2 separate regions of the Homo sapiens genome follow, and region 2 is linked to region 1. A link is an interaction called in ENCODE POLR2A ChIA-PET data of the cell type or tissue named here. Cell type or tissue: OCI-LY7. All regions are shown on one strand.

Region 1 (5,000 bases):
GTTAATGAAAATGAGCTATAAGGGATGATGGTGGAATGTTCCAGGCATTGTTAACAGCATTTGTCAATAATATTTTTGAAAAGAATATCTGGTTGTTGATTCTATTTACTAAGAGAGCTTGCATTGGGCCTAAGTGTGGCAGATCTCAGTGGGGACAGGGTCAGAGGAAGCCACTCTAGGTGAGTCTGGGTGACCTAAAGGAAGGATGTGAATGGATCATTAAGAGGTCGCATATGCTTGACTGCAGAGGCCATGGTAGTCACTGAAGTGTCCTCCTCTGGCATCTGTGAGCTCTGTAGGTACAGAGTGGAGAGTGGATTAAAGGGTAAACTGAGGCAACATCTGAGACTGGGAGAGTAGTTAGGCATCAAAGACAATATTTCACGGAGAGATGACAATATATTTTGTTAGATTTGTGACAGTGGAGAAGAAGGGAAGTTAGCAATCTACAATCCAGAAGGAAAGAGTAATTGGAGAGAATTAAAAATTAAGTGTGTGCCCCGTGGCAGGAAAAGGAAGGCATCTAAGATGACTCCTACGTGTCTGGTTGGAAGTTACTATATATATAAATATAAATATTTATATATATAGTAAAGCAGAAACCAGTGAAGTCATGTGATATTTGTAATTTGTTTTAATATCATTCAGTGAGAGATTAGCATGAGAGGTAGAAGGAATGGTTGAGGCTAGTCTATGCCTGTGGAGAGTTTGTTGAACTAGTCTCTATAGTTTATGTAACTTCAAAAATTACCTGATACACACACATACACACACACACACACTGTCACAGGTGGAATTCTGAAAGTTGCCAAAATATAAGCTTCCACCCTGACTTCCAGTTGAATCCCATCTCCCCCCAACAGACAGAGGGGGAGCTGGTATGGAGACCATGGAAGGGACAGAAACTCAGGATTCCCATGACAGAGAAGTGAGTAAGGCTGGAACCCCAATCAAGGGGAGGGGCTGTGAGCCAGTCAGAGGCCAGACCAGGAATGTGCCTTAGGGAAGCTGGGGAGTGTGAGTTTTATACAAACAGCAATGAGGAGTCAGTGCAGGATTCTAATCCACGGGGTGACCTGCCCAACATGAATAAAAACATCTCTCTGGATGTTTGGGAAGAGAGTACCTGGGGAAGAAGGGGATTTTGTGTGTAGGTTGTTACTGGATGGGCCCATGAGCTGAGGATTTGGGGGATCATTCACACAGTTAAAGTAAATTTGGATATGGAGTATGATGAGGAGGTGATGATTTCTAAATTTTCCTGTTCAAGTTTTCTACATGTCTACAAACACATTAAAATGTCTCTCTTAGCTTCATAATTAACCAAAACAAAGAATAAGCAAATACAGGTTTTTTTTAAAAAAGGTTTAAATGTAAACACATTATATGACACTAAGTCCAAATTCTGATATAAAATATCTGGAACAACTATTTAGAAAACTACAAACTTTAAAAAATAAACCTCACTTCATAAAATAAAAAGTGTGTATACACTATTAACTAGTGTATTAGGCCTACCAAGACCATGACTATTAGTAAATCACATCTAAGCCCTATCAAAACTCTAAGAGCATTGTGTGCTGTTAGAGGTAAAGCATTGTGTGAAATGTTTGCTGAGAATTGCCATCTTTTAAGAAGGCCACCAACCTTATCTCCTGGGAATTTTCCATTCAATGCCATTCCCTGAACAGCCCCTACACATGTTTGAAACCATCAACTGTAACAGTGTCTGTGATGCTGACCAGATGGCACACGTGGGTCATTCAACTTTTTCCAGAATATACTCTGGGGGTACAAACACCTTAAAAAGTTACATTCACAGCAGTTTGTACCACATAGAAACCAAGACTCCTTTTGGGAGTGAGAAACTACAATAATAAAGTACAACATATCAGGATCACAGAAGGTAGGATTCGGATGATGGATGTGTGAACAGAGATGATGGATGGTGAACTACAGAGACAGGCTGGGCTCTCAGGTCTCTGGGCCACGGAAGGAGTGTGTCCTGTAACCAGCACAGGACACAGCTCAGTAAGAACCATATACTCCAAGGAGCTCGGGGCTTGGAGCTGGGCCCTGTGCTCACTGATGGGGACTCAGCAGCTGTGTCCTTTCTGGCCTGGCAGAGTCCCCTGAGCAGGGACCTGTGTATGGTCTCAGCAGGTGCTTCCTCCCAGGGCCCTCCCAAGGCGGGAAGTAAACCTTCCTCCTCCTCAGGCTGCAGTGTGAGCTGAGCTCCAGCTCCAGGGCTCAGGGAGGGGCTGGGCAGTCCCCTGATGGAAACACACTTGCATGAGCAGCCCCTCCTCTGCAGAGGGTGGGGAAGAAAAGGATGCCTGGGGCAGTCCAGCCCCACGGTGTGGTGGGGTCAGGGGCTGTGTCCACCATGGACTTGACTCCTCCCCTCCTTGTGATCCTGTCTCACTGTACGTGTCGGGACGGGCCTCAAAGACCAGCCTACATCAGAAACTTTGACTGAGGCCCCTGAGAAATGTTACCCTGAACTCTGCCTTAGTATCTGGATGTGTCTTTTCACCTGATAGAGTTATAAAGATTTTCCCAGTTAAAAACAAAAGCAAAGCTCTGCCAGACTCGTGTTCGTGGCTCCAAATCTGCTTCAGCCACTGAGCAGGAGCTGAGAGGGAAGAGAGAGAGAAGAACACAAGATCCATATGGGGAAGGATTTCTATGAGGGTGTGGCAGTGAGAGCGGGTGGCAAGTTGCCAAAGAGGCCTAAGCCACAGAAGTGGGTTTCATGTGGGACTTTCGGAATGAGCAGGAGGGCGATGGGTGGAGGGTGAGGGTCAGAAGATTCTAATCAGAGGTGAGAACCCAAAGATGAGTTATTGGTCATTCAAGTCAAACAGTGAAATTACCTTGGCCTGTGCCTCCAGTCAGTGGAGCAGGGAAGGGGCCAGGATGTGCTTCCTGCAGGTGTTACTGGAAAGGGGTCCTGATTCAGATCCCAAGAGAGGGTTCTTGGATCTCATGCAAGAAATAATTTGGGAGGAGTCTATAAAGTGGAAACAAGTTTATTAAGACAGTAAATGAATAAAGGAATGGCTACTCCATAGACAGGGCAGCACCAAACACTGCTGGTCGGCTATTTGTATAGATAGTCCTTGATCATATGCTAAATAAGGAGTGGATTATTTATTAGCTTTTCAGGAATTCTTTTTAAAAATATAGACCACATAAGGTAACTTGTGGATGTTGCCATAGCATTTCTAACTGTGAGGACAACCAGAGGTCACTTTCCTCACCGTCTTGGTTTCAGTAGGTTTTGGCCGGCTTCTTTAGCGTATCCTGTCTTATCAGCAGGGTCTTTATGACCTGTATCTTGTGATCCCAGTCTGGTTGACTTCCTAGCTCATCCTGTGACTAAGAATGCCTAACCTCCTGGAAATGCAGGCCAGCATGCCTAAGCCTCATTTAATCAAGCCCCTATTCAACATGGAGTCACTCTGGTTCTAACACCTCTGACTTAGGGTGGCTGCAGAGCTGGAGGTGCAGATTGGGGCAGATCAGCCTCCTGAGAAAAGCACACAGAGCCACTGCGGGGCTGTGAGGTGGGAGAGATGAACTCACATTGGCATTTGATCAGTGACTCTCCAGCTGTAATGAGAATAGAATGGAGAGGCCTGGGACAGGAAGACAGGATGTGGTTGCTCATGCCATCCTGGTGGGAAGATCTAGGTGAGTTACTGTGGGGTAAAGAGGAGAGAGCAGATTCCTTGTCACTTTATGCTGTAGAATACATTGGACATGGAGAGGGCTTGGAGCTTGTGTGTGAGAAAAGCAGATCTATCTCGGCTGACTCCCAACAAACTGGCTGAGAATTTAGATGGAGGATTATTATTAAATAAAAGAGGAAGACTGAAATGAATATTGTCATCGTATTTTTTTACCCAGGGTTGGGATAGGTGGAAATGTGTGTGTGTGTGTGTGTGTGTGTGTGTGTGTTTAAATATTCACTAATTTTTCAATTCAAAAATATTTACTGCGTGACTACTAAGTAATAATATTATACAGGTTTTAGCGTTACCATGGAGAATCAAATTGTCAAGGTCACAGGCATCTTTTTGTTTTGTGTGGATCACTGTGAAAGATACTATGCTAAATTTTTTCTGAATCATGCAGATGAAAGCATTAAACACATACACAAACATTTACGTTTGTGTGTGTGTTGTGTGTGTGTGTGTGTGTATGTGTAATCTATCTCAGCATACAATGCCACTGAAACTACACTTGCGGATTAGGTCCTCGGAAAAATAATCGTGTTAACATTCACGATGCAAATAGAATGGTACCTGACACAAAGTAAGTGCTATAAAAGAATACTTGAGGCTGGGCGCGGTGGCTTATGCCTGTAATCCCAGCACTTTGGGAGGCCGAGGCCGGTGGATCACCTGAGGTCAGGAGTTTGAGACCAGCTTGGGCAACACGGTGAAACCCCGTCTCTACTAAAAATACAAAAATTAGTCAGGTGTGGTGATGGGTGCCTGTAATGCCAGCTACTCGGGAGGCTTAGGCAGGAGAATCGCTTGAACCTGGGAGGCGGAGGTTCAACAAGAGCAAAGCCCATTCTCAAAAACAAAAAATTTGAATGGTTAAATCACATTGGACTGTGAGTAAAGGGCTTAGACAAGGTGTCTCGGAACTTTTGGGTCATCTTCTTGATCTTTCCATAAAACTCTAACCCTTCTATTCTTAACCTCCCCCATTCCCAATTTCACCCTGATGTGCACATCCTACCTGGTGCCTAGTCATCCCGGTGGCCCCTCTCTGGGCTGTATCTAGGGAGAGTGGTGACCTTGGTCATCTTCCTCAGGTCCAAGTATCCATAAGAGAAGCAGACTTTTCTCTCTTTCATAATGATGGTCTCTTCTTGAATAATTTCCCTGTGCATTTTCATTAAGGGTCTCACCCCATCAAGGGTGTGATGAGGACAGTGATGAGGGTCACGGAGCCCGGCCTCCCACGGGGGGATGTGGGGTATG
Region 2 (5,000 bases), 460 kb before region 1:
GGTTCCTGGGCAACCTGGTTCACATCCTTCTCCTGCCGGCATGGCCTGGCTCCATTTCTGTTCGGCTACCAAAGCCCCAAGCTTTGTGGAGCCTGCCTGGCCTTGAGGAGGGGAATGGGCTCCATCCTGAGAGCCTGCAGGAGGGTTTAAGCTTCCCATCCCCCATTGCTACAGTAGCTCCCCCAGCTTTTCATTCCATATCCTTTATTTTTATTTATTAAAAACTTAATTTTTGGCCGGGCGCAGTGGCTTACGCCTGTAATCCCAGCACTTTGGGAGGCCGAGGCAGGCGGATCACGAGGTCAGGAGATCGAGACCATCCTGGCTAACACGGTGAAACCCCGTCTCTACTAAAAATACAAAAAATAGCCAGGTGTGGTGGCGGGCGCCTGTAGTCCCAGCTACTTGGGAGGCTGAGGGAGGAGAATGGCGTGAACCCGGGAGGCAGAGCTTGCAGTGAGCCAAGATAGCACCACTGCACTCCAGCCTGGCGACAAAGTGAGACTCTGTCTCAAAAAAAAAAAAAAAAAAAACACTTAATTTTTTTTTTTTTTGTAGAGACAGGGTCTCCCTATGTTGCCTGGGCTGGTCTCAAACTCTTAATCTCGAGTGATCCTCCCACCTCAGCCTCCCAGAGGGCTGGGATTACAGGCATGAGCCACCACACCCAGCCGCATATTTTTTATTTTTGTTTCTATGTGTTTTCTGTCTGTTCTTTGCTGTCTCCTCCATGTCTAGAACAGTGCCTGGCACATGATAGGTGCTCAGTAAATACAGGACTGAAGAAGACAGAGGCAGACAGGCCAGATGTGGCTGCTGTCCTTAGGGAATTGACAGTCCATGATCTATGAGAATGAGCTGCAGACTGGGAGGCAGGTGTCCCAGCATGGGCTCACCAAGCTCCTACCCTCTCCCGGTCCAGCTTTCTCACCTATGAAATAAAAGTGAAGCTGGACATGGTGGCCCACGCCTCTAATCTCAGCAGTTTGGGAGGCCAAGGTGGGTGGATCACTTGAGATCAGGAGATTGAGACCAGCCTGGCTAACATGGTGAAACCCCATCTCTACTAAAAAACACAAAAATTAGCCGGACGTGGTGGCAGGTGCCTGTAATCCCAGCTACTCGGGAGGCTGAGGCAGGAGAATTGCTTTAACCTAGGAAGTGGAGGTTACAGTGAGCTGAGGTTGTGCCACTGCACTCCAGCCTGGGTGACAGAGCAAGACTCTGTCTCAAAATAAATAAATAAATAAATAAACAAACAAACAATAAATGAAAGTGATGGATTACATGAATGGTTTTCAAACTGGGTTCCTCAGGGCTCAGTTTGGGGGAGAATGCAAAGGTTAAATACAAATAACAATGGAATGTAGTAACATTGGCGCTTGGGCGAGTGCTCTGGGTGAGGAATGTGGTGCTCATGGGGAGAAGAGCCGCATCAGAGCAGGCTTCCTGCATGAGGCAAGGAGGAAACACAAGAGCTGAGAGCTGAAGGAGAGGGAGTGAGGGCTGCCAGAGGAGCTGGGAGGCGATTTCAGGCAGTGGGAACTGGAGCTGCAAACCCCCAGCCTCCTGCAGTCTGGCTATCTGTACCAGCCCTCACCCATGCCCACCACCCTCAGGGCACTCACATCCCTTCTTGCACTGATATTTTCCCGTCCTATCATGACCCTCGTTTGAGGGTGCAGGGAGGACTGGAGCTCAGAGAGGGAGGGTCACCTGGCCAGACCCTAACCCGCTGAGTTCCAGTGGAGTTCCTTTCATCCCCCAGCACTGGATGGGGCTGGATACCTGGAGAGGGACCGTGCTGCTCTTCCTGGGCCCTGCAGCCTGCCTGGCTGGTCCACATCTTCCTGGGCCAGGAGGGTAGTATGGTGCGAGCTTCTAGCTCTCTGGCTGGGGCCCCCTGGCCTACTGGGCTGGCTTCCTGCCCTGGTGGCCCTGGCCCAGCTCCCCAGCTCATGTGCCTCTGCAGCGAGTGGTCAGCCCCTTCCCATCTGCACTTTACAAGCCTCATCGCTGAATCCTCCCCATAGCCAGAGAGCCTGGCACTCTCCTCTCCAGAGAAGGAAACTGTCCAGGGTCACACAGGGACTTATGGGCAGGTCTGTGTGACCTGAGTCTGGGCTCTGAACTGGTGCTTGCAGGGTCTTGCCCTCTGGCTCTGGCAGCCTGAGTGTTACTGTAATCCCTGAGCCTTTGAACAAGCAGGCACTGCTTCCTGAGATCCCCATTGCTGCTATCAGCGTCTCTGTTTCCCAGCTCCACACTGCTGCCAGGACAGACGTATCTTCTGTCTTGTAGCATCTCCATTTCTCTTCCCTTTAGATCTATTTTTTTTTTTTTTTTTTTTTTGAGATGGAGTCTCGTTCTATCATCCAGGCTGGAGTGCAGTGGCGCAATCTTGGCTCACTGTAACTTCTGTCTCCTGGATTCAAGCGATTCTTCTGCCTCAGCCTCCCAAGTAGCTGGGATTACAGGCGCATGCCACCACGCCTGGCTAGTTTTTGTATTTTTAGCAGAGACGAGGTTTCACCACGTTGGCCAGGCTGGTCTCAAACTCCTGACCTCAGGTGATCTGCCCACCTCAGCCTCCCAAAGTGCTGAGATTACAGGCATGAGCCACCGCTCCCGGGCTGGATCTATTTCAATCACCCTCCTTCCTCTGCAGCCTGAAACTTGAGGCTTTGCCCACTTCCCAAAGGCACGAGTAGCAATGACCATTTGTTCTGTCATTTGGCCATAGCTCTAGGTCAGAGGACAGTCCTTCATCAAATGTTTGTTAAGCATGCAATCTAGCCAGGGGATGACAAGGGCCAAGTAATGTGTTAATTTCTTCATTCACTAAGCACAGAGAATGGAGTAGAAGGAAGGTGGAAAGGAGAAGGAAGGAAAAGAGAGAAGAAGGAGGATAGAAAGGAAGGAAGGTGGGAGGGAGAAAGGAAAGAAAGAGGGAGTCCTTTAGGTTATCTAAGCCCCCTCAGGACTTGGTCTGGCCCTCACAGTCCAAGAACAGACTTGGGCTTGAGCCTCTGACCAGCCAGATGACTGAGAAGCTGAGGAACAGCTTGAGCCTCAGTTTTTTCCTCTGTAAATGGGGTTGATAGCAGTTCTGACCCAGAGGGCTTTTGGGGGAGTCACAGAGATGCTGGGTGCTGCCTTTGCACTCAAAAGGGTCCAGGCTAGGTGTGGTGGCTAACACCTGTAATCCCAGTACTTTGGGAGGCTGAGGTGGGAGAATCTCTTGAGTCCATGAGTTACAGACCAGCCTGGGTAATATAGAGACAAACTGTCTCTATAAATTTTCTTTTCCCAAAAATTAGCCAGGCATGGAGGTGTGCACCTGTAGTTCTAGCTGCTTGAGAGTCTGAAGTGGGAGGATAACTTGAGTACAGGAGGTTGAGGCTGCACTGAGCCATGATCACACCACTATACTCCAGCCTGGGTGACAGAGCCAGACCCTATCTCAAAAAAAAAAGGGGGTCCAGCATGCATCTTCCTGTCAGCTTACCTAAGGGAGCATGATAAATTGAGTCCCTGCCACGATGGACATGGGGAGTGTAGTGGGAGGGAATGGCAAAGGCACCACAGGCAGAGGGAACAGCCTGGGCACAGTGGGGGGTGTGATGTGGCACAGCACTGATTGTGGGAAGCGAGGGATGTGGGAGATGAGGCTTCAGGTAGTCAGAGGGAGGTTGAGGCAAAGCCTCACCTGCATGCTCTAGATGAGGTCCAATTCCTGGTACCCAGCTTCCTAGCCCAGTGATGGGCCACTTCTCCCAGGGCCACAGTTTTCTCTCCTATCAAATAGAACATGTTAGTACTGCTCTATGGTGCCAATGAAGGGTATAAGTGTCCAGTGCCCATTTCCTGCCCCAGCAGAGGCACTTTCTTTTCCTTGTCCTCTTGCCTACTGGGGAACTCCTTCCATCCCTGGTTCCTCCCCCAGCTTCTGCGAGGCCCCTCCTCTGAGCCCCCACACCTCATCAAACCCTCAACACCGTCTGGTGTTTTCCTTGGTGCCTCTTCAAGATGCTGTGAGCTCCTTGGGGGCAGGTGGTGCCTGTGTACCTCTTTTTTTTTTCTTTTTTTTTTTTTTGAGACGGAGTCTCGCTCTGTCACCCAGGCTGGAATGCAGTGGCGTGATCTCGGCTCACTGCAAGCTCCACCTCCCGGGTTCATGCCATTCTCCTGCCTCAGTCTCCTGAGTAGCTGGTACTACAGGGGCCCGCCACTGCACCCGGCTAATTTTTTCTTTTTTTCTTTTTTTTTTTTTGAGACGGAGTCTCGCTCTGTCTCCCAGGCTGGAGTGCAGTGGCACAATCTCCGCTCACTGCAAACTCCGCCTCCCGGGTTCATGCCATTCTCCTGCCTCAACCTCCCGAGTAGCTGGGACCACAAGCACCCGCCACCACGCCCAGATAATTTTTTGTGTTTTTAGTAGAGACGGGGTTTCACCATGTTAGCCAGGATGGTCTCGATCTCCTGACCTCATGATCTGCCTGCCTCGGCCTCCCAAAGTGCTAGGATTACAGGCGTGAGCCACCACGCCTGGGCTTTTTTTTTTTTTTTTTTTTGTATTTTTAGTAGAGATGGGCTTTCCCCGTGTTCTCAATCTCCTGACCTCGTGATCCACCTGCCTCGGCCTCCCAAGGTGCTGGGATTACAGGCGTGAGCCACCGCGCCTGGCCCTGTGTATCTGTTTTTCTGGACCTGGGCCCAAGGCCTAATAGGTGAGTGCCCAGGACTCCATGCTGACTGGAGGAAGGAATAGCATGTGGTCAATGGGAGCAGAAGGGCCTGGTAGTCCAGGAGAAGGAAGAAGCCACTTCTTTTCAAAAAATTTATTGCCAGGCATGGCGGCTCACGCCTGTAATCCCAGCACTTTGGGAGGCCGAAATGGGCGGATCAGGAGGTCGGAAGTTCGAGATCAGCCTGACCAACATGGTGAAACCCCGTCTCTACTAAAAATGCAAAAATTAGCTGGGCATAGAGGTGTGCAC

The links. ChIA-PET counts read pairs that join two places held together with the same protein. Peaks named below come from ENCODE experiments on the same cell type or tissue, not always from the same donor. Only the 100,000 strongest peaks of a DNase experiment are listed, where the experiment ranks them.
Region 2: POLR2A ChIA-PET joins it to region 1 with 6 read pairs; 2 of 35 experiments call an interaction of 5 or more read pairs at or near these places.

Annotation. Positions count from the first base shown.
Region 1 is chr22:22,020,418-22,025,417 of GRCh38, forward strand. It overlaps the pseudogene PRAMENP. Among named protein-coding and RNA genes, the nearest start is that of TOP3B, 40 kb to the left of the region's middle. RefSeq lists an enhancer at 4,907-5,000. In OCI-LY7, no CTCF peak of the experiment used is centred here; a DNase peak (open chromatin) is centred at 2,156; H3K4me3 peaks cover 342 bases; H3K27ac peaks cover 1,464 bases.
Region 2 is chr22:21,558,117-21,563,116 of GRCh38, forward strand. It overlaps a transcript of UBE2L3 not described here. Among named protein-coding and RNA genes, the nearest start is that of UBE2L3, 7.1 kb to the right of the region's middle. RefSeq lists an enhancer at 1,827-2,387. In OCI-LY7, no CTCF peak of the experiment used is centred here; no DNase peak of the experiment used is centred here.